Regions from separate parts of the Homo sapiens genome. Here all the other regions are linked to region 1. Evidence: chromatin loops called from intact Hi-C (ENCODE). Cell type or tissue: Calu3. All regions are shown on one strand.

The links. A loop is a pair of places that touch in the nucleus more often than their neighbours do. Peaks named below come from ENCODE experiments on the same cell type or tissue, not always from the same donor. Only the 100,000 strongest peaks of a DNase experiment are listed, where the experiment ranks them.
Region 2: it touches region 1 in a loop (7-fold over the local background); 2 of 110 quality-filtered maps call a loop at or near these places.
Region 3: a loop joins it to region 1, with 9 times the contacts of the local background. A loop is called at or near these places in 2 of 110 quality-filtered maps.

What each region holds. Positions count from the first base shown.
Region 1 is chr22:26,890,386-26,898,385 of GRCh38, forward strand. No RefSeq gene overlaps it. Among named protein-coding and RNA genes, the nearest start is that of LINC01422, 8.9 kb to the right of the region's middle. In Calu3, no CTCF peak of the experiment used is centred here; DNase peaks (open chromatin) are centred at 736, 2,346 and 4,636.
Region 2 is chr22:27,189,318-27,197,317 of GRCh38, forward strand. No RefSeq gene overlaps it. Among named protein-coding and RNA genes, the nearest start is that of LINC01638, 31 kb to the right of the region's middle. In Calu3, no CTCF peak of the experiment used is centred here; a DNase peak (open chromatin) is centred at 4,944.
Region 3 is chr22:26,817,939-26,825,938 of GRCh38, forward strand. No RefSeq gene overlaps it. Among named protein-coding and RNA genes, the nearest start is that of LINC01422, 81 kb to the right of the region's middle. In Calu3, no CTCF peak of the experiment used is centred here; no DNase peak of the experiment used is centred here.

The sequences.
Region 1 (8,000 bases):
CTACTTTAAAATTTTTCTGGGAGTCTAAAATGATATCAAAATTAAAAAGTTTAAAAAACACACATACACACAACATAAACTTACACAGCGTTTAAGTTGGGGAAAAAAAGCATGGAGAAAAATAAATGTGCTTTTCTGATTTAATAGATGTAAAAACCAAAGTCACGCAGTGAGTCAAGGATGAAAAGTGAGGTCGTCCGTCCGACTTCCAGCCCAGACCTCCCTTTTTGCTGATCTTTGGCCACTTAAATGCACATGCTAATAATTTAGAAAATAGGTGCTTAGGTCCTGCTTTGGGAATTACCATGGCTTAAATGTATTCATTGATGTGCATATGTACATACATCTGTTTATACATGCATATGCATTCATTCACTCATATCAGTGAATGAATGAATGAATGAACTCATTTGCACTCATTTACTAACTCAGCAAGTACTGTGCTATGTGCAGGAGATGCAGCAGTGAGCAAGAGAGATTTGGCCCTGCCTTTCCTGAGCTAGTAAAAGACGTGGATTCAGGTAACGTCTTGCGCTTCCAGTTGATCCCACGAGGAGCTCTGGAGTGTGACTTGTACCCTAGAGTTGTCCTGCCTTGGAGTAAAGAGGCTGGCCTTTTGTACCCTTGTATTAGTCAATTATTGGCTACATGACACCAGTGTATCCAACTGGTGCAGAGGGGATGGTGCACCCTCTCCAGGATTTTCAGGTAAGGCAACTCCTGTCAGTGGAGGGCAGTGTTAGCTGTGGGGTGCTGCTGTGTTAGCAGCAAACATTCACCACGGCAGGGGGCTGGACTTACCAATGTACATTACCAGTTTAATATACATTTAATGTACAACACCAGTTTAATGCACATTTAATGTACCATCAAGGAGGTTGGATGCATTGACTTTTCAAAGGGGATCTGAGTGGGGCACCAATGGCATCTACTACGTGAGAGACAGAGCTTTATCCTACTGGGAAAGTGGGGGAGGCAATCTAGAATTCACACTTCTATGTGATCTCAATTTGAGGGATGAGGGAGCTGGGCTATTTACCCACCAACTCCTGGCAGCCCTTACTGAAGGTGACTCCTGGGGAGGTTAATTCTCAGTGTGGCCTGTGTGTAGCCACAGAGAGCTCCAGCAGCCGACAGTCATGTGCTGGAAGGTGGAGATTGGGCAGATGTGCTTGGAAATGGGGAGCATTATGGAAATGTGGGTGTGTGGGATGCCAAGATCATCTGCTCCAGGTGGCCTGGACCAATCAGACTTATCCCCCAGAAATGTGGAATGAGGAAGCTGGTGGAAGCTTGGAGTCTCAGGTCAGCTGAGGACCAGAGCAAGGAAATGACAGCTGTGGCTGGAGTGGTCATCATGGCCTTTTGCGTGGTGAAAATGTATGGGCATGAAGGTAAGGCGTCATCAGCATTAATGGCCAGGACAGATGGGGAGTAGGGAGCTGTGTGCATGGAGATGCTGGGGAGTCACTTGGGCAAGGGGGTAGTTGGCTGGGGACCCCACCTGGCTTCTGATTATTATTTTATTTGTTCATTCATTCTACAGATATTTATTGAGACTACTGAGATCATGATGTGCCAAGCATTGTGCTCAATGCGGGGAATATGAAGGAGGAATAAAACAGACAGGGTCCTTGCTCCCTTGGGGTTTATGTTTTATGTGTGTGTGGGGGTGGGGGTGGGGGCAGGTAGGAGGGGGGATAAGTAAATAAATGAACAAGATAATCAGAGAGTCAGGTACATTCAGTAAAGGAAACCCAACAGGGTGCAAGGTGGAGAGTATCTGATGATGAGGGTACTTTCAACAGGCGATCATAGGCAAATTCTGACCATCTCCACTTTACAGATGAGGAAACCGAGGCTTTGAGAGGGTAAGGAACTTGCCCAAGTGCATTCAGCTAGGAAGCGGCCCTTACTGTAGATCTCTTCTGTCTCTCTGTAATACCTTCTACTCCTTGGCTCTGGGTTAGTTAATTCCTTGAGCCAACAGAGATTAGAGCCACTCTTTTTGCTTTCCCTATCAGTGATTTTATGATTTGGAGAGCAGGACACTGATCCTCCTGAGTCCCTGCCCAGACCCTTCTGGGCACGCACTGGCCTGGGATGAGCTGTGACTCACAGCTTTGGGGCCATCCTCACATTGCAACTGTCAGGGTCCAGGAGAGTAGAGTGGCTCTGGGGACAGGGAGGCTCGTCCCGGCCCACCACTCGTTCACTGTGGGACCTTGGGCGAATGACCTCACTTCTCCAAGTCCCAGTTTCCTCCTCTGTCACATGCCAGCACCAGTTGTCTCTACCTCCTGGCACTATTGTGAAGATTAAACGAGCTAACACTTGTGTAGGAGTTGGCGCCGTGCCCAGCACAGTAAACACTCACATCAAGCTCAGTTTGGGCAGCTGCTGCCCCCAAATACTCTGATCACCTGTCGGAGGGTCCGAAGGGGCAGGGGAAGGCAGGCACTCTCATCCATGATCTTTAAGACCCTCAGCCCCTGAATGACCCTGAACCGGAGCCGGGGGTGGAGAAGAGGCAATTTTCCGACTTTGGGTCAGGACTGCCAAAGCCAATTAGGGAAGTCAGACGGGCGGCAGCCTCCAGCACCCAAGCAAACCGATGTGGCAGCCAGCGGAGGGGCCAGCTCACTCTGACCTTAAACCCAAACGCTCCTGCCCACATCTGCAGCTAAATAAACCAAGTAAATCATGCTGGCAGATAGATAATTAAATAATTATCAGGCACTTAATAACAAGGAGTGGGTGTTCTGAATTACCATATTAGACAGTGTCTTTGAGGACTAATTGTTGCATTACATCAGAGTTACTCATTCATTATTCTTGTCATTTCGGGTGATAATTTGCACTTTAGGAGACAGCGACAATTTTAGCAGGCAATTAGAGACGTGTCAGGCCTGGCCCCGTGAGTTACTGTCACAATTATTGCCTTTTTTTCCAGGGTCCTCATTTGCAGTCGTGTATTTAAGGGGATTTGGGTAATTCCAGGCCTGGGCAAAACAACCAACCCACGGGATAGCGGCAGGGTGAGGACACAGCAGCCGCCACCATTGGAGCAAGGAAGGGGCGGCTTTCCCAGAAGTGGTGGTGCGGAGCTCGGGCCAGCAGGCAGAGCTGAGCAGGGCTGTCGGAGCCACATCCAGTCACTGAAAACGAGAGTTCTACCTCCCAAGTAGTTCGTGATGCTGTCTGTTCCTCTCTTGGCTTCTTGCCACCCACTCAACCTAGGCTTTTGTTACTGCTTACCTGAACCTTTGCGATGAGTTCTTCCCAGGCCCTGGGGAGGCAGAAAGGAGGAGAGAATGAGAAGGGAGAACAGAGAAGAGGAGAGGGGAAGGAGTAAAAGAGAGGAAGGAAAAAAGATGTAGAAATCGTGTTTTTAACTTTCTGTCTTTGATGATGCTTGGGAATTGTGGAGGTCTTGAGGATCCAAGGAGGGAGTGCCCCTCCCAGGGTTAGGTAATTCCTAGAGGTAGCAAACCACTTCTCTTCTGAGCAAGCCTTTGATATGCAAACCAACCAATCCTGAGTCTTTTTTTCAACCTCCTGCCTTCCAGGACGCTATCCCCCTGTTCCAAATCACCCCAGGACCAGGAACCAGACAACTAGGGACTGCCCCTATAGCCCAGAGTCAGCCGAAATTATTCAAAATGGCCAATGCTAAGTCTGCCTACCCTGGCTCACCTGTTCTTTCCAGTAAAACCCATGATATTGTTATCATTAGTATTATTACTGTTTTTGAGACAAGGTCTCACTCTGTCTCCCAGGCTGGAGTACAGTGGCACAATCTTGGCTCACTGAAACCTGTGCCTCCCAGGCTCAAAAGATCCTCCCACTTCAGCCTCCCAAATAGCTGGGAGGACAGCGTGCACCACCGTGCCAGGCTAATTTTTTGTACTTCTTGTAGAGGCTGGGTTTCACCATGTTGCCCAGGCTAGTCTCGAACTCCTGGGCTCAAGAGATCTGCCTGCCTCGGCCTCCCAAAGTGCTGGGATTATAGGTGTGAGCCACCATGCCCAGCCTATTATTATTATTATTATTTTATTTTGGCTACCATTAACTGAGAAAACAAAATCCATGATAAAGGCCCTGGCCTATGCTTTCCCTGGCTGCTTCTGCCCTGTGTAACGTGTTACGCCCCCTCCTCTTGGGAACTGTGAGTAATAAACTATCTTTTCAATAGCAGTCGTCTTCCTGCTGTGTGGGTCTCACCTAAATAAAAACAAAATCCTGTGTGCAAAATAGAAAAGAGTATAGGAAACAAGAGAAGAGAATAGAAGAAGGAAGAGAAAAATGAAAGAAAAGAAAGAAGAGAGGGAGATGGAGAGAGAAATAAGAGAGAAAAGGGAACGGGAGAAAAAAGTTTGAAAGAAGGAGAGAGAAGACTGGAGAAAATGAAGAGGGAGAGAGATGAGAAAAGGGAAAAATCAATGTGGAAAGGAAGGAAAGGGAGAGGGAGAAGAAAGAGATGGGGGAGAAGTGGAGGAAGAAGGGGAAGACTGGAGGGAAGTTTGCATGTGAAAGTTATATATGAAACCAACATTTTTTTTTCCATTGCTTGGAGTGTTTACTTTTCAGTGAAATCCAGTGTCTGGGTTCATTTACCCACAGCTGACTCACTTGACCCTGGGCAACTTCAGAACAGACACCACGAATCAATGACTCAGAATAGGCTCTCAGAAAATATTTTTAACTGGCTCCACAGTGTGAATCAAGAAAAATAAAGCACGATTAAATACAAACGTGAAACTCCACAGAAAGAGAAGAGTTTCAGCTTCAAAGCAATGACTTCTTAGCTCTGTTCTTAGCAATTAGACAGGAAGAGACTGCAGTGGCTGAACTGGGCCTCCTTTTTCCTTGGCTTAGACTTGGAAGGAATTATCGGTTCAGAATGCATGCTGCCAGGAGAGAGGGCAGCTGCTGGAGGAATGTGTGGCCCAGTAACAGTCAGAGGTAGTAAAACTCCGTGCCTCAGAATGTAGGCCTGGAGTCTCAGCTCCACTACTTATTAGCTGTGTGACCTTGGGCAAGTCACATTTCTGAAATCATAATTTTCTCATCTCAAGGTTGATGTGCTAGTGGGCTTTGCTGAGCTTTATAACAAAATCAAGTCTATAAAGAATTATGGGCCAGGCACTGTGGCTCACACCTGTAATACTACACTTTGGGAAGCCAAGGTGGGGGGATCGCTTGAGGCCAGGAGTTTGAAACCAGCCTGGGCAGCATAGTGAGACTCCCATCTCTACAAAAACTAGAAAAACTAGCTGGGTGTGGTGACGAGCACCTGTAGTGCCAGACACTTGGGAGGCTGAGGGGGAAGATCTCTTGAGCCCAGGAGTTGGAGGCTGCAGTGAGCTCTGACTGAACCATTGCACTCCAACCTGGGTGGCAGAGTGAGACCTTTACTCTCCACTAAAAAAATGCATAGGACCTGATGCAAAGAAAGTGTTTCTGGGTAAGTGGGAGCTACTGTTTTATTATTATTATTTTAAATTTGATTTAGTGTATGGTTATCTGTCCCTGTGTGGCTTTGATCTGAACCCACCATCTCCCTGGTCCTATCGGGTTAGAAGGTGATTCTGGTGTTTGGGCTGGTTCCCTCTGGCACTGGAACTGGCCCTTCCTAAGATGGTTCCTCTGAGGGTTAGGATTTTCCCTTGACCTCACTCCTTGGGGCATGCTACCCCAAACGTCGCAAGTCCACTCCCTGGCTGGGAAGCAGAAGGAAGGGCCATCTACAACATGCACTCAGCATCCACTGCATGCCAAGCCTCATGCCAACCACATAACATTCATCACTTTATTAAGCCTCACAGTAGCCTCTGAAGTAGGGGCAAGTAATCCATTCCCATTTTACACATGAGACAGGCAAAGAGAGGTAGAATAGGTTCTTTAGGGTGATACAGCCACTCAGTGGCAGAGTCAAGATTTGAGCCTGACTCAGGATCTTTTTGCAGTCTTCCCTGTCTCCTAAGATGCAATATCATTACCTGATGTGGTCACCCCACAGGTGAAAAACTCTAACAGTGCTTTGAACCCATTTCTGCAGCAAGAGTTGGCTTCATACGCAAAATGGGTTTTTCCCAAATGTGTAAAAAATTATATTTGAAGAAAACCACAAACGATTATGTAAAAAGTAAAAGTGACTGTGGACATTGCATTTTAAGGATAAGTATAACATATATAAATCTATGTGTGTATATATATACACACACACACACATACATCCTACACGCACGCACGCACACATATATGCATAAGCTAAATGGAGTTAATTAAGTTAAAACCACAGTAAATCTGACAGATTCATATTAACACGATGGTCAAAACTGTAGGAAATATAGTATTTTGAAAAAGAATAAATCCAGCCAATTACAGATTTATGTTGACGCCAGCACAGTTACCACCGTTTTACAATAATCATTGATCAATCAACGTTTTATGACAAAACTATAATTTTCACGTGTTTCACCCTCACCTAAAAGTTTCCTCGTTTGCTTAATTCCCGGAATGTGATTCCATAAATCTTTCTCTTTGCGATATTAAGTAGATAATAAGAATGCCATGTAAGATTTGCTTATGGTTTAAACCACAGTTGCAAATGATTTATAATTAGGGCCAAATCTAAGACAAAACATTATTAAAGTCAAAACCTGCTGTAAATTGGTGCGGTTGGCTTGGGCATTTAGGAATTTATCGGGGTTTGATGCCAGTATTTCCTCTGGTGATTTCCAAGGGGTCTGCTGACACCAAGGGGAGATATTTATGATTAAGGGAAAGCTGCAGAACTACCGGGGTGTCCCTGGTGGCATCAGCCAAGGGGACTGCCAGGCCTGACTCCGTGTGTCATCATCAAAGGCAAAACCCTCAGTGTGGGTCTCTCTAGGCATGTCAGCCAACACTGAGGTGCTCAGAGTCCACCCTGCTCTTCCCACGGGCCGATCTCCTTGGAGTTTTCAGCTGAAGAAGTTTCTTGGAACAAATCAGACCATGAGAGTGTCACTTGTGCAACATGTGTTTATTGAGCACCTACTATGTGCAAGGTCTTGGGGATACAGTGGTTAACTAATGAAGCAAATATCTCTGCTCTCATAGTGTTGTGGAGAAGAGACTTAATCCTCTACACATAGGAGGTAAGGCAGAGGCCAATGTAGGTGGGAGGCCCTGGAGAGATGCGGGTAATGGGGGAGAGGGAAGCAGGTAGGAAGTGGGAGAGAAGCTAGACTGTTGGAGAGTGGGAAGGGAGGCTGGTGGGAGGTGAGGGGGAAGTTACAGGGATACAGGGGAGGCTGGTAAGGGGTGGGAGGGAGGATGTAGAGTCCATTTAAAATAAAGTTGTCAAGGAAGGCCCCCTGGAGGAGGAGGTGGTTCCTTTGTTTTAGGGGTGGAGGAGTGAGCCAGGGTCTGTCTAGGGAAAGAGCATTGGTAGATCTCTTTCTGAGGAGGAGAGATCAGTAAATGCAGAGGCTGTGAGAAGACAGCATCCCAGCACACATAAGTAACAGGGAAGAGCCCAGTGTGACTGCAGAAGAGTGAGCGATGGGGAGATCGGGGAGTGGAGTCAGGGCTCAGGCCATGCGCTGCCAAGACCTTGGATTTCTGGTGATGGGGAGGCCATAGGGGAGGGTTGAACCAGGTGGTGACCTACTCAGATAGACATTTCAAAAATAATTGTTTTGGATACTGTTTGCACAAATGACTGTAGGGCCAGGAGCAAGATGGGAGGCATTCCTGCTATCCAGGTGGGAAAGGAAGGTGGCCAAGACCAAGAGGTAGAGAGGGGAGAGATGAGTGCACTTGAAGTCATTTTTGGAATAGAGCTGCCAGGACTTGTTGATGAATTGGACATTGGATGTGACAAGGAGGGAGGAATAAAGGTTGGGTTGTTTGAGTGAAGGTTGAGTTGTTTCAGGCCTGAGCACCTATTTGCATGATGGTGCCTGTTCCTGAAATGAGGACTGGAGGTGATACCAGGTTAGAGAAAGAGT
Region 2 (8,000 bases), 300 kb after region 1:
TGTGGAAGCCCAGGGAAACCACCTGATTCAGTCAGGGGCAATCAGGGAAGGATACCTGGAAGAGGTGACACCTAAGCCAAGACTTGATGAGCATATACGAATATTTTTGGCAAACAGTGATGGTGAAGTGAGGGGAAAAATGCTTCTAGAGAGAACAGCCTGAGTGAAGACTCTGGAATGAGAATGAATTTATCCCAGGACTCAGAGATGTTCAGAAGTGCTGAGTAAGGGGTGATGGGGAGAAGAGCAGAGCCAGACCTCACAGGGCCCTGGAGACCAGGCTAAGGAGCATGGCTTTGTTGTGAGGACACTGAGAAACCATGGAACGGTTTTGGGCAGGGAAAGGTGTTACAGTTATTGATGGTTGCATAAATCCATAGAGCTTCTATTTCTCTAATAGACTATTTTTTAGAACAGTTTCAAATTCACAGCAACATTGTGAAGAAAGTACAGTGAGTTCCCACCTATCCCTCACCCACCAACATAGCCTCCCGCACCATCAACATCCTTACAATAGATGAACTAACACTGACATATCATTATCAACCAAAGTTCATAGTTTACATTCGGGTTCGCTCTTGGTACTGTACAGTCCATGGTTTTTGACAAATTTATAATGACACGTATCCAGCATTATAATAATGTACAGAATAATTTCGCTACCCTAAAAGCCCTCCAGCTCCCATGGAACTTTTTTAAAGGAAGGATTTGTGGGTTTCTCTCTCACATCTATAGAACTAGAATGCTTACAGGTAAGTCCCAGGAATTTGCATATTAATGTTTCCCCCACTTATTTCCATATAGAGGGTGAAATTTAGACAGCTAATCCAAGCCATGATCTGTCTACAGAAACTTCTGGATGATACAATAGCTAAGGCCTCTTCTCTGCCTTGGCCTGGAAATCCACTTCCAGTTGACTTTAGAAATAACCAAGCAGTTCTCATGGGACCCCGGTGGCCTTCCCTGAATGATTGGTGTTGAGAAAAGATCCTTCCCCCTGCAAAGCTTTTTCTTCCCACCAGGGCTGTTGGACTTCTAGCCTTCCTCTAGGGACACTCAGCAGAACTCTTTCAGGGGAATATGTGGTGCATGATGACCAAAGTTTAGAAACAAAATGAAGGGAAAGAGCAAAAATACATATATCTTCTGGAGTTAGCTCCCCCCATCTTTGCTATAGTAGTCAAGATTCTCGCCTGTAATCCCAGCACTTTGGGAGGCTGAGGCGGGTGGATCATGTAAAGTCAGGAGTTCAAGACCAGCCTGGCCAACATGGGGAAACCCCATCTTCACTAAAAATACAAAAATTAGCCAGGTGTGGTGGTGCACACCTATAATCCCAGCTACTCAGGAGGCTGAGACAGGAGAATAGCTTGAACTCAGGGACGGAGGTTGCAGTGAGCCGAGACCATGCCACTGCACTCCAGCCTGGGTGACAGAGCAAGTCTCCATTAAAAAAAAAATTCTCAAAGTGCTGTAGCAGCTTCCTGTACACTAATGAAAGCACACTTTATGCATTAATGCATGTGGCTCTTGCCATGTCTAAAGTGGAAAAAAATATGACTTGGATCAAGGATGGAAGATTCTCATTCAGTAGAGTGAGTTCTTTGTAAACTAGGAGGTTTTATTATTTCTTTCTGTATCTGTAGTGCTAAAAGGTTACTGGGCCAGGGGGAAGCTTAGTGAGTGTCTGTTGAATGAATGAATGAATGACTTAAATAGTGAAGAGGAGACAGTTTGCTTCAATGCTTGGCACATATAGGTGCTCAATTTAATGACACATTCTTATTGTGAGTCCTAGGTCAGCTGTCAGAAGCCTGGGTTATTAATCTGGCATTACCTTTAAGACACTATAAAATGGTGGGTCAGTCTCTTTTCCTCTCCAGACCTCAGTTTCCTCATCTAAAAGATAAAGGTCCTTCCAGTTCAGGCATTTTATGAAGTGGAAGAGAATTTGGCACTGACTTTTTTAAAGAGGTCTATACACACAGTGAGACTACTACATACCCACAAGAATGAATAACATGAAAAATACTGACAACATCGAATGTTGACAAGGATGTGGAGTAACTGGAACTCTCATACATTGTTGGCAGGAATGTAAAATGGTACCAGAATTTTGGAGAAACATCTTATGTGGTTTCTTACAGCACTCAACATAGTCCTACCTTCTGACCCAGCAATTCAATGCTTAAGTATTTACCAAGAGACATAAAAATAAATGTTCACAAAAAGATTTGTATCACAATGTTCTTGAAGCTTTATTTATAGTGGCCTCAAACTGGAGATAACCCAATGACCATAAACAAGAGAATAAATAAGTCAATTGTGGTATATTCATACATTGGAATCCTACACAACAGTAAAAAGGACAAAGTACTGCTACATGCAACAACAAAAACCAGTCTCCAAAACCTTATGTTGAATGAAAGAAGCCAGACACAAAAGAGTACAAATTGTATGATTCTACTTACACGAAGTTCCCTCTATACTTTACTCATATACTTGCCACCACAGCCCTGTGATGGGTATTGTCCATCATACCCATTTGACAGATGACAAAACTGAGGTTTGGAGAGGGAAGTGAGTCATCTAGGAGGTAGCAGAGTCAGGATTTGAACTTATGACTCTTGAACCTTTTGAGATGCAGCTCTACCTGTAGTGTAGATCAAGGACTGAATGGTGGCTAAAGCCCATTGGATCCATAAGTATGAAATTAATTCTGATATTGACACTAAAATCCAAGGTTTTTTTTTTAAGGTATATTCTGTGCTGCTTTCAGGAAAAAAAAAAAAAAAGAGAGAGAGAGAGGGAGAGAAGAAGTGATTAAGTCTGCCTTCCTCCTGCCCACCCTTCCCCTAACACTTACCCTTTCAAAGGTCCATCGCTGGTCCCATAGGCATGGGTGTGGGGTTTATTGGCATCTACAGCAGCTGAGATGAAGCCATTGCAGGCCACATAGTGCTAAAAATATTTCAAAGTTCACAGGGGAAAGAAAGGGAGAGGAGGGAGCGGTGAGAAGCAACTTTTGCCAACTCTGAAAACAGTTCCGCCCACTAAGTCTTCACCGTGCAGAAGGGGCCAGATCAGATTAGGGCCACCAGTTGCCACATTATCCTGTCTTGAGTCCACTAACTCTCACTAAGCTCCGAAAATCCCATTTACGGTGTTTAGGACACCTCTGGAGGAGTTTGCTGTGTAAATATTATTCCACCATTAAATCCTACAACCAGGCCACCGTCAACAAGTGGATTCGCAATGGTTACGCCAAGGGGGGCTGCGCTGGGGACCTGTGAAGTGCGGCCAAGGGGCTCGGCCCAGAAGCCAGCATGAGTGGTAAAGCGCCTCATTCTCCGACTAAAGCCTCCTGCCACTTGGGCCTGCTTAATAAAACAGGGCCGCTGGGGCACTCGATTTGGGCTGGGAACCAAATACACCTCAGGAGCCACTTAGAGCTAGGGCCTGCCTTAGACAGCTGGCGTTCCTTCTTACCAACCTTAATCTCATGCAGGGCCCTTGTGGGCTGCAGCCCTCTTGGCTGAGACTGGGACTTACCTCCAGTATCTCCCACTTCGGCAGCAGAGCTGACGTGGGCATCGTTCTGGGGAGGTGACTTTTTCCCAGCCGGAGGCAATTTTGCTTTGGGTGCCCTTTCTGTTGTCTGCAAGCCCAGACCCTTTCTTTATTAATTTGTGTATTTGGAGGAGGGAAATGGCTGGATGACGAGCCATCGATTATTGTGGATGGATAACCGATCTGACTCAGCAGATGCTGCTGTTGCTGCTGCTGCGATGGCTGTCACTGTTTTTTGCTTTTTTCTTTCTTTTTTTTAAAATTAATTAATTTCCTTTTAAGCTGATTTGCAGATTGCACTTCTGGGATGTGGTGAGCAAGGATGAAGGACTTAAATTTGAAAAGTGCCTAGCTCAGGTATGGTAGGAATTCATCATTCCAGAATTGTTCTTTGCACTCAACAACGGGCAAGACAAGCCTGGTGCTCTCACAGTGAGAAATCCAATGTTCTGAACCTAAAGGGGTATGACCCAGGTAGGTCCTGACACACAGCGGTGTCCAATAAATGGGGACTGAGGCATATGAAGCCCCAAGCACCACTGTGTCTGGCACATAGCAATTGCTCAATTAACATTCTTCTTTCGGGAGTTTGAGCCCCAGCTCAGTCATGTTTGCAGCTGCGTGATGTTGAGAAAATCCCTTTCCTTTTCTGAGCCTCCGTTTCCACATCTGTAAAATGGAGCTTATATCTGCAACGTGGAGCTGCTTAAAAGGTTCATTCATCCACACACGGGCTTGTTTAATATGTAGTTGTCGACTACCTACTATGTGTTGGTGCTGAGGGTTTTGTGATGAATAAAACCCAGTGTTTCCCTCAAGGAGCTGGTGGTCCACAGAGGAGTTAACAGGTAATTAGGATGTTCTGTTGTCAGTGCTGTGATGTGGAAACCCTGATGAAAGGCCCTTAATGTAGCCTGCCCACAGGACAGGGGGTGACCAGCAATTACCTCCCAGAGCAAGGTTTAGCAAACTACTGCCCCCAGGCTAAATCTGGCCCACTGCCTCTTTCATACAGCTCACAAGCTAAGAATGGTTTTTACACTTTTAAATGGTTTTACACAATCAAAATCATGTTTCATGCCACTTGAAAAGTATACGATATTCAAATTTCAGTGTCCATAAATCACACTTCATTGAAACATAGCCATGCTCATTCATTGGTGTATTGTTTGTGCCTCTTTGCACTTTGACAACAGAGTTGAGTCGTGGCAACAGAGACCAGGTGCCCCCACGAAGTCTAAAATATTTACTGTCTGGCTCTGTACAGAATAAGTTTGCTGACCACTGTCCTAGAGGAAGTGATATGTGAGCCAAGCCAAAGGACAGGGAGAAATTGGTCAGACGGAGATGGATGAAAGGTGTGAGAAGAGAACCTGCTTTGCAGGTTGCAGAAAATTCGTGGCATCTTCAAAGATGATGCAATTCCTGTGCAACAAACTGCAAAGTACCATACCAACTTGAGTGAGTATTCAGAACAGTGGAGGACAGGCTCATCACCAATCTCCTTAGAGAAAGTACCAGGGGAAAAATCATGACACAACATCTCATTTATTCAGCACCTATTTGGTCCACTGTAGTTTTCCTAACACTCTCATATTCAGTCCTCCAAATGGACCTGAGAAATGGGATCATTAACCCACTTCACAGATGAAGAATTGGGAGCTCAGAGAAGTAAAGACACCCAGCCAAGGTCACACAGCAAAACAGAGAACAGAATACCCAGGCTGTCCCCTTTGCAAATTCATGTTCCAAACCCACACTCATAAACCAGTCATTTGTCAGCCCTTATCCTGTAACGTTAAAAAACTACATGTTGGTAAGAAACAAGGAAAATAAATGAAAAATGAAAGAACTAGAATCCAAAGTAGATTTTTTTTTTTGAGACAGGGTCTCATTCTGTTGCCCATGCTGGAGTACAGAGGCGTGATCACAGCTCACCGCAGCCTCGACCTTCTGGGCTCAAGCCATCCCCCCACCTCAGCCTCCCAAGTAGCAGGGACCATAGGCATATGCCACCATCCTCTGCTGATTTTCTTTTTATTTTTTGTAGAGATGAAGTCTCACTGTGTTGCTCAGACTGGTCTCGAACTCCTGGGCTCAAGCGATCCTCCCACCTCAGCCTCCCAAAGTGTTGGGATTAGAGGCATGAGCCACGGCGTTTTGCCCAAAGTAGAAATTTTGCAGCTACTCTCCAGCCTCCAACATCTTGGATGCTGTATCCTCTTCCCTCCCCTCAACTCTTGCAAGTCCTTCTGAAATCCAGCTACACCGCTGGGAAGGAGAAAGAGAAAAATAAAAATAAGCCAGGCTTCCCAGAAAGAGCCAGCAGGAGAGAGCTCTCTGAGATGGGTGGAGAGACGCATCCCTGAACGCAGCAGAGTTGGCAGGCCCAGCTCCCGGCAGCTGTTGGCTGCGCACAGAATAAACACAAGCGGATGGATGGGTTCGGGCAGGGAAGCCACCTCGCCTGGCGGGCTCCAGGCAAAGCCGCGAGGCGCGGGGTGGCAGGCCTGCCAGCTGACGGGAAGTGACTCGGGCGCGGGGTTTGTGCTTTTGGCTGCTTGGCGCAGGTCTGCGCAGCATCGGGGCATTGGTGAGAGACATAGGAAGCTATGGAAGTGGGAGGTCCTGGCAGCTCCTGTCTGTGTGTCCTGGGGTGAGACTGTTTACCCATCTGAACCTCAGTGACCTCATCCATATGTGGAGGTAGCAGTACCCTCCTTTGGGGACAGTTGTGCAGTGGACATTAAGAGGTGCTGCTCGGATCCCTCTTCGAGGAAAGTCTCATCGTCCCAGCATCTGGGAGTGCTCGCCTTAGCCACTGGCCCCTTAAGGGATGGCCCCAGCTCCAGAACTTCATCTGAGGTCATATCCTTGTGGGGATAGGAGGCCTTCATCCAATGACTGATCCATGTAAGTTATAAAGGCCTGGATGGCACTGAAGGGCTATTCTAGCTTCAGGGCTGCCCATGTTGTTGGCTGAGGCCATTGTTCAGCCTGCATCGTGACTCAACTTCTCCCTCCACCCACTTCCCCTCTTCCCTCCCTTCTGTGGGTGTCAATCCGAAGAGTCTTCCTAATAAATGACATGCATGGTAAACTCTGCCTCACTATGCTTCTTGGGCACCCAACTTGGGACTATATGCTTGAGAAATTGTGTTTGGAAAGCACCTATGGCCCAGAGGGAGCTCAATATGTGCGAATAAGCAAAAGGGAGATGAGAACTGCAGAGGAACCTACTTCAACATGTCCACATCCCTCTTGATGTTAAAGATAATGAACAAAGTAAATCAGCAGAGCAGGAGTCCTTTTCTCACACATTGGGGCATTTGTTCTGCCATCAAACACTGAAGCCCAGATATGCACCAGACATGCACAAGCAGCTAAAGGCATTATTATTCCCACTTGACAGAGGTGAAGACTGAGGCCAAGAGAAATGATTACAATCTGGCAGATTATGCTGCATGATCATTTATTCATTTATTCATAAAGTATTGAGTGCTGGGCTCTGGGGCAACTGGAGCCTGCTCAGAGCCCAGAAGAGAGACACTAGGTGAGCCCAGCAATGAAAATGACACAAAGTTTGAGAAAAGTACGATGCACACATGCAGGGGGTGATTAAGGGATAAAATGGGGGAACCTAAGGTGGCCAGGAGGGGTCACAGCAGGATTGAAATTGACATCTTCCAACTCTGCTTCCTCAGCTGCCCAACAAATTTCTGTTTGGAGAGGTAAACTGGAGAGGCTGGGTTCTCAGCCATCCCTAGCTTCTTCCCACTTCTGTGTTTAAGAGCCAACACGAAAACCCCAAATGTCCCCACCCTCTCTGCAACTGAGGAGCCAGAATCCCATAGCTGAGTTTCTTCTCCAGCCAATCCAAGACTTAGCAAACGCGGTTGTCTCCAAAGCAAGATGGCCAAGTTTGGAAGCAACTCCAAATCTTCCCTTTCCTCTGCATGTCTCCAGCGAGTGGACAGCTTCTCTTTCCAGTAATCCAAGCCAAAGTCATCTCTCTCCCTTTTCCTCCTTTTTCTCTCATAGGCTGAAGCATCTGTCCTCTGCAGAAGCTCTTTCCTCCTCTGAAGTCCCCCACCCAGGTCTTTTTCTTGGCAACATCAAGATGCTTTCTCAGCATGGGGAAAAAGAGTCTAGAAGGGTCATGGCTCAGTGGCAGCTATTGGATTCCTGGGAAAAGCCAGGCTCAGAGTGTGAAAGAGAGAGAGGAGACCATCAGAGCTATGTGGATGCAGTGGTGAGTGCAGCAGAAATGCCCCTTCAAAGCCACAGCCTTGGGAAGCTCTCCCAAAGACAGCCTGGAACAGTCTCACTTGTACCAGCACAAGTCCCAGAAAGCCTGGCCCCTGCCCAGGTCTGCAGCCTCCAAGCCCACGGCTCCATGTAAGTGCCCCAGCCTGCACTGCTGCCAAGTT
Region 3 (8,000 bases), 72 kb before region 1:
TATTACAGTTGGTGTTTAATAAATGTTACCTTCCCTCAGCTTCTCAGTGGTCCTCTGGTGATTCAGTTAGTTTTTGCTGTTTAACAAACCACATGAGACTCCTCCATGGCTTAAACCAAGAACAACTTCTTTCACTTGGGAATCTGTGGTCTGGCAAGTTGAGCTGGGCTCAGCTGGGAGGTTCTTCTGCTGGTCCTGGCTGGGTTCACACAAGAGGTGGCCATCAGCTGCTGGTCAGCGTGTGTGGTTCCACCCTTGGGGTTGGCTGGCTGTTGGCTGTGGTTGCAGAAGTGAATAAGCCGCATGTCTCCCATTATCCAGTAGGCTAGCATGGGCTTGCACTCTTTGTGATGGAAGGGTTCCGGGCCCGGCAAAAGAGGGCAAGTTCCTTGGCAAAGCTCCTCTTGAGCTTCTTCCTCTGTCACATTGGCTGAAGTCTCATGGATTGTCATAGCCTGAATAATGCACTCCCATCCCCTACTCTGTAGATGTCCATGTCCTAATCCTTGGAACCTGTAAATATGTCACCTTTTATGGCAAAAGAGACTTTGAAGATGTGTTTAAGAATCTTAAAATGGGGAGACTATCTTGAATTATGGTGGGCCCATTGATATTATAACAAGTGTCTTTATAAGAAGCAGGCAGAGGGATACTACAGAAGAGGAGAAGGTGATATGATGATGGAAGCAGAGACTAGAACCATGGGCTTTGAAGATGAAAAAAGAGGCCACAAGCCAAGGAATACAGGCAGCTCCTACAAGCTGAAAAAGGCAAGGAAACAGATTCTACCCCAGAACCTCCAGAAGGAGAAGTCTGATGACACCTTGACTCTAGCCCTTAGACTCATTTTGAACTTCTGAGCTTCGGAAATAAGAACACATTTGTGTTGTTTTCAGCCACTAAGTTTGTAGCCATTTGTTACAGCAGCCATGGGAAACATTGGCCAAAGCAAGTCACTGGCCAAGCCCACATTCAAGGGGCAAGGAAACAAGACTCCACCCTTCCTGTAAAAAATCTTTTAGCTTTTATTTTAGATACAGGGAGCACATGTGCAAGTTTGTTCCATAGGTATATTGCACCCAGGGAGCGAGCATGGTACCCAATAGGTAGTTTTTCAGTTCTTTCCCCTTCACTCCCTCCCCTCAGTAGTCCCTAGTGTTTATTGTTGTCATCTTTAGTCCATGAGTACTTGATGTTTAGCTTAGAATAACGGCCTCCAGCTGCATCCATGTTGCTGCAAAGGACATGATTTCATTCTCTTTATGGCTGCGTAGTATTCCTGGTGTATATGTGCCACATTTTCTTTATCCATTCCACTGTCGACAGGCAGTTGGGTTGATTTGATGCCTTGCTATTATGAACAGCATGGTAATGAGCATACAAATGCATGTGTCTTTTCAGTATGATGATCTATTTTCCTTTGGGTAGACACCCAATAATGGGAGTGCTGAGAACCTACCTTTTGAGGAAAGGAGTCACCAAGTCACATTGCAAAGAGGAGTGCATATAGGTTGGAAAGAATTTTTGGTCATATTTTGTAGTCTATCACATCTGAGACACTTCACCCCAGTAATTTTAAAAATAATAGTAATAATAATAATGATAATAATATATGCATATTTAGTGAGCACCTACTAGGAGCCAGGCAGTGCTAAACACATAGCACACCTTATTTATTTATTTATTGTTGTGGTAAAATATATGCAAGACAAAATGTACCATTTTAACCATTTTTAGGCATACAGTTCAACGGCATTAGGGGCATTCACAATGTCATGCAAACATCACCACTATCCATTTCCAGAATATTGAATCATCGCAGACAGAAACTCTGTCCCTTTTAAAATGATAAGTCCATAGCCTCTGGTACCCTCTACTCCAGGGGTCCCCAACCCCCAGGCCAAGGATGGCTACTGGTTGGTGGCCTGTGAGGAACTGGATTGCACAGCAGGAGGGGAGCGGCAGGTGAGTGAGCATTACTGCCTGAACTTTGCCTCCTGTTAGATCAGTGGTGGCATTAGATTCTCATAGAAGCACCAGCCCTATTGTGAACTGCTCATGTGAGGGAACTAGGTTGTGCATTCCTTATGAGAATCTAATGCCTGATGATCTGAGGTGCAACAGTTTCATCCTGAAAGCTTTCTGCCCCACCCCCCGCCCCCCACCAGTCACTGGTGCCAAAAAGGTTGGGGATCATTGCCCTATTCCACTTTCTGTCTCTGTGAATTTGCCTATCCTAGGTACCTCCTATAGGTAGAGTCATCAATATCTGTGCTTTGGTGTCCAGCATCTTCCCCTTAGCACTATGTCTTCAACATTTATTCATCTTGTAGTAGGTTTCAGAGTTTAATCCTCACAGCAATCCCCCAAGGCAACAGAGGCTCAGAGAAGTACCAAGGTTGACTGGTCCAGGGCCACACAGCTGGTAAGAGGGGTGGGGTGGCCTGAACTCCGATCTCCTGGACTCTGAGGAGTGGGAGTGTGCTGGTCACTTTTCACTTCTCCATCCTGCTGCCCAGGGCACATGCTGGGCCTCCCTGGTCTCACTACCCATAGCCAAACCACGGCTCGATAAGGCAACCCCCCCACAACAAAGCCATCCATTTATTTCCCACTCTGGGCTCCCCCCCCAGCCAGGGCCAAAACAATCACTTTTTCATCGATTCTGCTTCAATTAATTAAAAAATCCATCCAACTACTCCACAGCTTGATAGACTTTGAGGATTCAGACGGAAATAAATAAATTAGTCCTGGAACAATGAGGGTGGAAGAGAAATGGCTGGGGATAGGGGGAGTGGGAGATGGGGGTGCTCAGATCCTGGGTCCAGCTCTGTGCTGCTATTCGCAGAACTTATAGGAGGACTGGGGGCCCCCATAGACTTTCCGTCAGGGAGCAGGGGCCCCAGACTTGGTGGTTGTATTATTAGTAGTATTTTAAATAATAGCTGTTTTTACTGGGCATTACTTGGTGATGGGCTTTTATGCAAATTTTCTCATCAATCCCTCATGGCAGCTCTCTGAGTCAGATGAGGAAACAAGCTCAGAGGAGCTGGGTTACTTGTCAGAGCCTACGCAGCTAGAATGCATCAGGGGAAAATTCTGTTTCTTAGTCCTTCGTGCCCCTCTTTTGGGGTGCATTTTTTCATTTGTCCAGTGAAGGGCTATGAGGGAAAAGGGCATGGGGCAGGGTTCTGTGGCTGGCAGGGAGTCTAGGTCACTGTCTCTAAGAGGGGAGCGCTTGGGTGTAGAACCCCTGGGAAGTTATTTAGAGCTATAAGAGATCTTACCCGATCATTTGCTTTGATGGCTTTCAAACTAGTTTTAATTTGCAAAATCTAATGTTGAAGTGAGATCCTATGTAGGTTTGCCACGTAAGGGAAAAACAAAAAGGAACAAATAAACACACGAAGATGCTTGGTTGAATAGCATCAATATTAGCAACAATAATAACTGGCCTTAAGGTGCTGGAGCTGACTACCGGTCCTTTGTTAAATATTCAGGAGTTTTGTAAGCAAGTTATGCTATTGGGTTGAAATAAGTTATAGCGGAAGTACTTACACCACAGAAATGGGCTAGTGCTACAAATCAGTACTCCTCCCCACTCCTGAGAGCCGTTTTACTAGCATACCACTGACAATAACCATTTAATGAACATTTGCTGAGTGTCAGATACTGTGTTGAGTGCTTTATTAAAAAATACCATTTGGCTGGGAGCAGTGGCTCATGCCTGTAATCCCAGCACTCTGGGAGGCCGAGGTGGGCAGATCACCTGAAGTCAGGAGTTTGAGACCAGCCTGACCAACATGGTGAAACCCTGTCTCTATTAAAAAATACAAAAAATTAGCCAGGTGTGGTGGCGGGTGCTTGTAATCCCAGCTACTTGGGAGGCTGAGGCAGGAGAATCACTTGGACGCAGGAGATGGAGGCTGCAGTGAGCTGAGATAGTGCCATCGCACTCCAGCCTGGGTGACACGGCAAGACTCCATCCCCGCCTCCCCCACCCACACACAAAAAAAAACCCCAAAACCGTTTACATTTAAACCACATTGTAAGGAAGATACTATTAATATACCCATCTCTCAGATAGGAACACTGAGGCTTGGGGAGGTGTATGTAGCCACTTACACAAAGTTAACAACTGGCAAATGTTAGTGCTTACCTCATTCAAATCCCTGACTCTATCTCAAGTACCATGAAGTGTTTTTTAAATATTACTGAATCCCAGAGAGAAGAATCAGAGGGACAGACTTTCTCAGGATTGCACAGGGCACACAGCAAGTTGGGTGAAGGGCTGGGACCAGGACCCCACAACTTGTTCTAGGTTAGGAGGAAACAGGTGCAGATGTTTTCAGTGGGAAACTAGAGATAAAGAGTAATTGGGGCTCTGTCACAATATCCCTACTCCCTGGAAGGTCCATCCTGGGGGTACGACAACCCTTTTGCCTCCTATTTGAAAGTGTAGGAGAGTCTGTCTACTAGACAGTCTCAAACCTCCATCCTGCCTGGGAACATTCAGTGGCCTCATCTCCATGGCAGGATGGACAGCAGGTGTCCTCAGCTCTCAGGGATGCAAAGATAGCAACCACCTTGTATGGTTCTATTCAATTAAATGCCTGGCTTCTCACCAGCCAGAGAAGGCAACCCTGAAAACCAAGCTACGATGGGGAAGGGAAAGTTCTCCCAGCAGGGTGTCCTCACCTGTCCAGAGCCCTGCAGCCTGCAGAAAAACAGGAGTGGAAACCAGGGAGGGAAGGGCAGGGCTAGGTTTGTCTCTCGCCCCTCTCCTGCTGCTTCCTTATTTCTGTAGCTTTATGATAAAGGGGTGAACACCGGGCAGGAGACACAGGGAGTCCTCAAAAGCTGGGGGTCCAGTCAGGGTGCACACACAGGGTTGGGAAGAACCTTGATTCATATTTTGCAATTGACCATATCTGAGAATGCCTCCTCTCGCTCCAGGAACCAGGCTGAGAGGCTGCAGCCACAGTTCTAGGGATTTATCTAAGATCCTCCCTGAGGCTTGTGTCCCCTGGAGATCCCAGGGATCCCAGCTAGAAGAGCTTGAATGCCTCAGCCAGGGAATCCCTTCTGAGCCTCCAGCTGGGGCAGGAGTTGTCCCAGGACACAGCAGGTAACTGGCCATGAAAGAGAAAAGAGGCTCATATATATCGAATATGTGCTATATGATGCAAACATAATGATCTGGCTCTCATCATGTCTTCTCAAAGAATGATCTCCATTTTACAGATAAGGAAAACTAAGGCTCAGAAAGGGCAAGCATCTTATACTAGTTCACACAGCCAAAAAGTGGCTGAACTCAGAATCCAAGCTCCTAAATGTAGATTTTTTTTTTCAGTTTTCTAGAGCAGTGCTGTCCAACACAAATGTAATACAAGCCACATATGTAATTTAAGCTTTTCTATTTTTGTTGTTAATTCTTTTGTTAATTAAATTTTCTATTTAATATTCACTATTTGGGTGATGGGTACACTAAAAGTCCAGATGTCACCGCTATCTATGCAATATATGTATGTAAGAAATCGGAACTTGTACTCCCTATATATACAAAAATTAAAAAAAAAATTCAAGCAGCTTCATTAAAAAAGTTTGACAAGTAACAAGTGAAATGAATGTTAATATTTAATTTAACCAATACATCAAAATTATCATTTCATTATGTAATCAATAGAAACGGTGATGAATGAGATGTTTCACTTTTTTTCATTCTAAAGATTTTACACTTGAACTTACAGCGCAGCTCCATTCAGATGAGCTACCTTTCAAGCGCTCAGTAGCTTACTGTAGCTTGCAGCTACTGTATTGGACAGTGCAGCTCTAGAAGTGGGGACATATGCTCAGAAGGTAAAGCAAAAGAGCATTCTCACATTCTCTCTTGCTCACTTTCTCCTTTTCTTCTTTATGATACCTTATACCTGTGTTGCTAGCTAAGATGTAATATTATAATAGCTCATTGCTCCTTACGTGTCAGAAGCACCTCTGGGCTGTGGTGCAGGACCTGTCTCATTAAGAATCATACCAGCCCTTGGAAGGAAATATTACTACCCCTGTTTTGCAGTGGAGAAAACTGAGGCTCAGAGACGGGAAATACTGCCTCGAATCATACTGCATGCAACATGTCATAGCCAGTATATAATCCCGGGGCCCCTGATGCCACGTTGCAATTCTTAACTGCTAAGCCTGGTCAGTGGTTAACTTTTGTCCTTAATCCTGTCTCTTCCCATTCACTCTCCTGAGCTCAAAGCCACAGGAAGAGGCTGCCTGGAGTCTTTCAACCATGCCTGTTGAAAGTAGATGGCCAGGCCTGGTGTGGTGGCTCACGCCTGTAATCCCAACGCTTTGGAAGGCTGAGGTGGGTGGATCACTGAGGTCAGGAGTTCTAGACCAGTCTGGCCAACTTAGCAAAACCATGTCTCTACTAAATATACAAAAAAAAAAAAAAAAATTAGACAGGCATGGTGGTGGGTGCCTGTAATCCCAGATACTTGGGAGGCTGAGACAGGAGAACTGCTTGAACCTGGGAAGCAGAGGCTGCAGTGAGCCAAGATCGTGCCATTGCACTCCAGCCTGGGTGACAAGAGTGAAATTCCATCGCAAGGAAAAAATAAAAAAGAAAGTAGATGGCCACTGGTATGTTGTTTTAGGAGAAATGTCTGTTTCAGGTCCTTGTGATTGGGTTGTCTTTTTTTGCTACTGAGTTGCATGAATTTGTTATTTATTTTGGATATTAACCCCTTATCTGGAGACCTATTTTACAGCAAAGTGCCTATAGACAGGTACTAGCTAGATACTACAGCATAGTGCCTATAGCTAATAATATTGTATTGTACACTTAAAATTTGCTCAGAGGGTAGATCTTACACTAAATGCTCTTAATAATATAAATGACACAGGAGAAAATTTTGGGAGATAGTGGATATACCTAAGGCCTTGATGGTGGTGATGGCTTCACTGGTGTATACTTATTCCCGGACTAATGTAGTTGTAGCCTTAAATAGGTATAGGTTTCTTTCTTTTTTCTCTTTCTTTCTTTCTTTCTTTCTTTCTTTCTTTCTTTCTTTCTTTCTTTCTTTCTTTCTTCTCTTTTTTTTTTCTTTCAGATGGAGTTGCTGTGTCACCAGGCTGGAGTGCAGTGGTGCGATCTCGGCTCACTGCAACCTCCGCCTCCCAGGTCCAAGTGATTTTCCTGCCTTAGCCTCCCGAGTAGCTGGGATTACAAGCATGTGCCACCACACCCAGTTAATTTTTGTATTTTTAGTAGAGATGGGATTTCACCATGTTGGCCAGGATGGTCTCCATCTCCTGACCTTGGGATCCACCCACCTCGGCCTCCCAAAGTGCTGGGATTGTAGGCGTGAGCCACCGTGCCAGGCCAGGTGCAGGTTTTTAGGTGTCAGTCATGTCTCAATGAAGTGATTTTAAAAATAAATAAAACTTAACAATTTTTAAAGAAATAAAAAAACACATATATAAATAAATACATTAAATATGCCAAAAAAAAAAAAGAAGTGAATGGGCCTGCTGTGGCTCCCCGACGTGGCTGTGGTCCCCAAGGGTCCGTGGCGCTGTAAATGCTGAGATTCATAGGTCTGTGCCATGTTCCTCCAGCTCCGGATGCAACTTGGGAATTGGTGTGTTCTGGAGTCACAAGACCAGGAACACATCCCGGCCTTTGCACTTCTGGGCTGTGTGGCCTTGAGCAAGTCACCTCACCTCTCTGGACCACAGTCTCCTTGTGTCTGACAATGGTCTCTAGACTCCCCTTGTTATGGGATGGATGCTACCAAGCAGCAGCTTGTTTTTCCTTCACCCTATTTTGTGGATGGGAAAGCTGAGGCCCAGAGAGGCCAGGAGGCTTAGCTGGGGTCCCCAGGGAAGGAGTGACAGAGTTAGGACAGAATTGAGGCCTCCCAGGCACAACCATCTTATTTCCACAAGACTCCCCAGCCCTGGACATCTTGGAAGAAAGACGCATGCACCTTGCC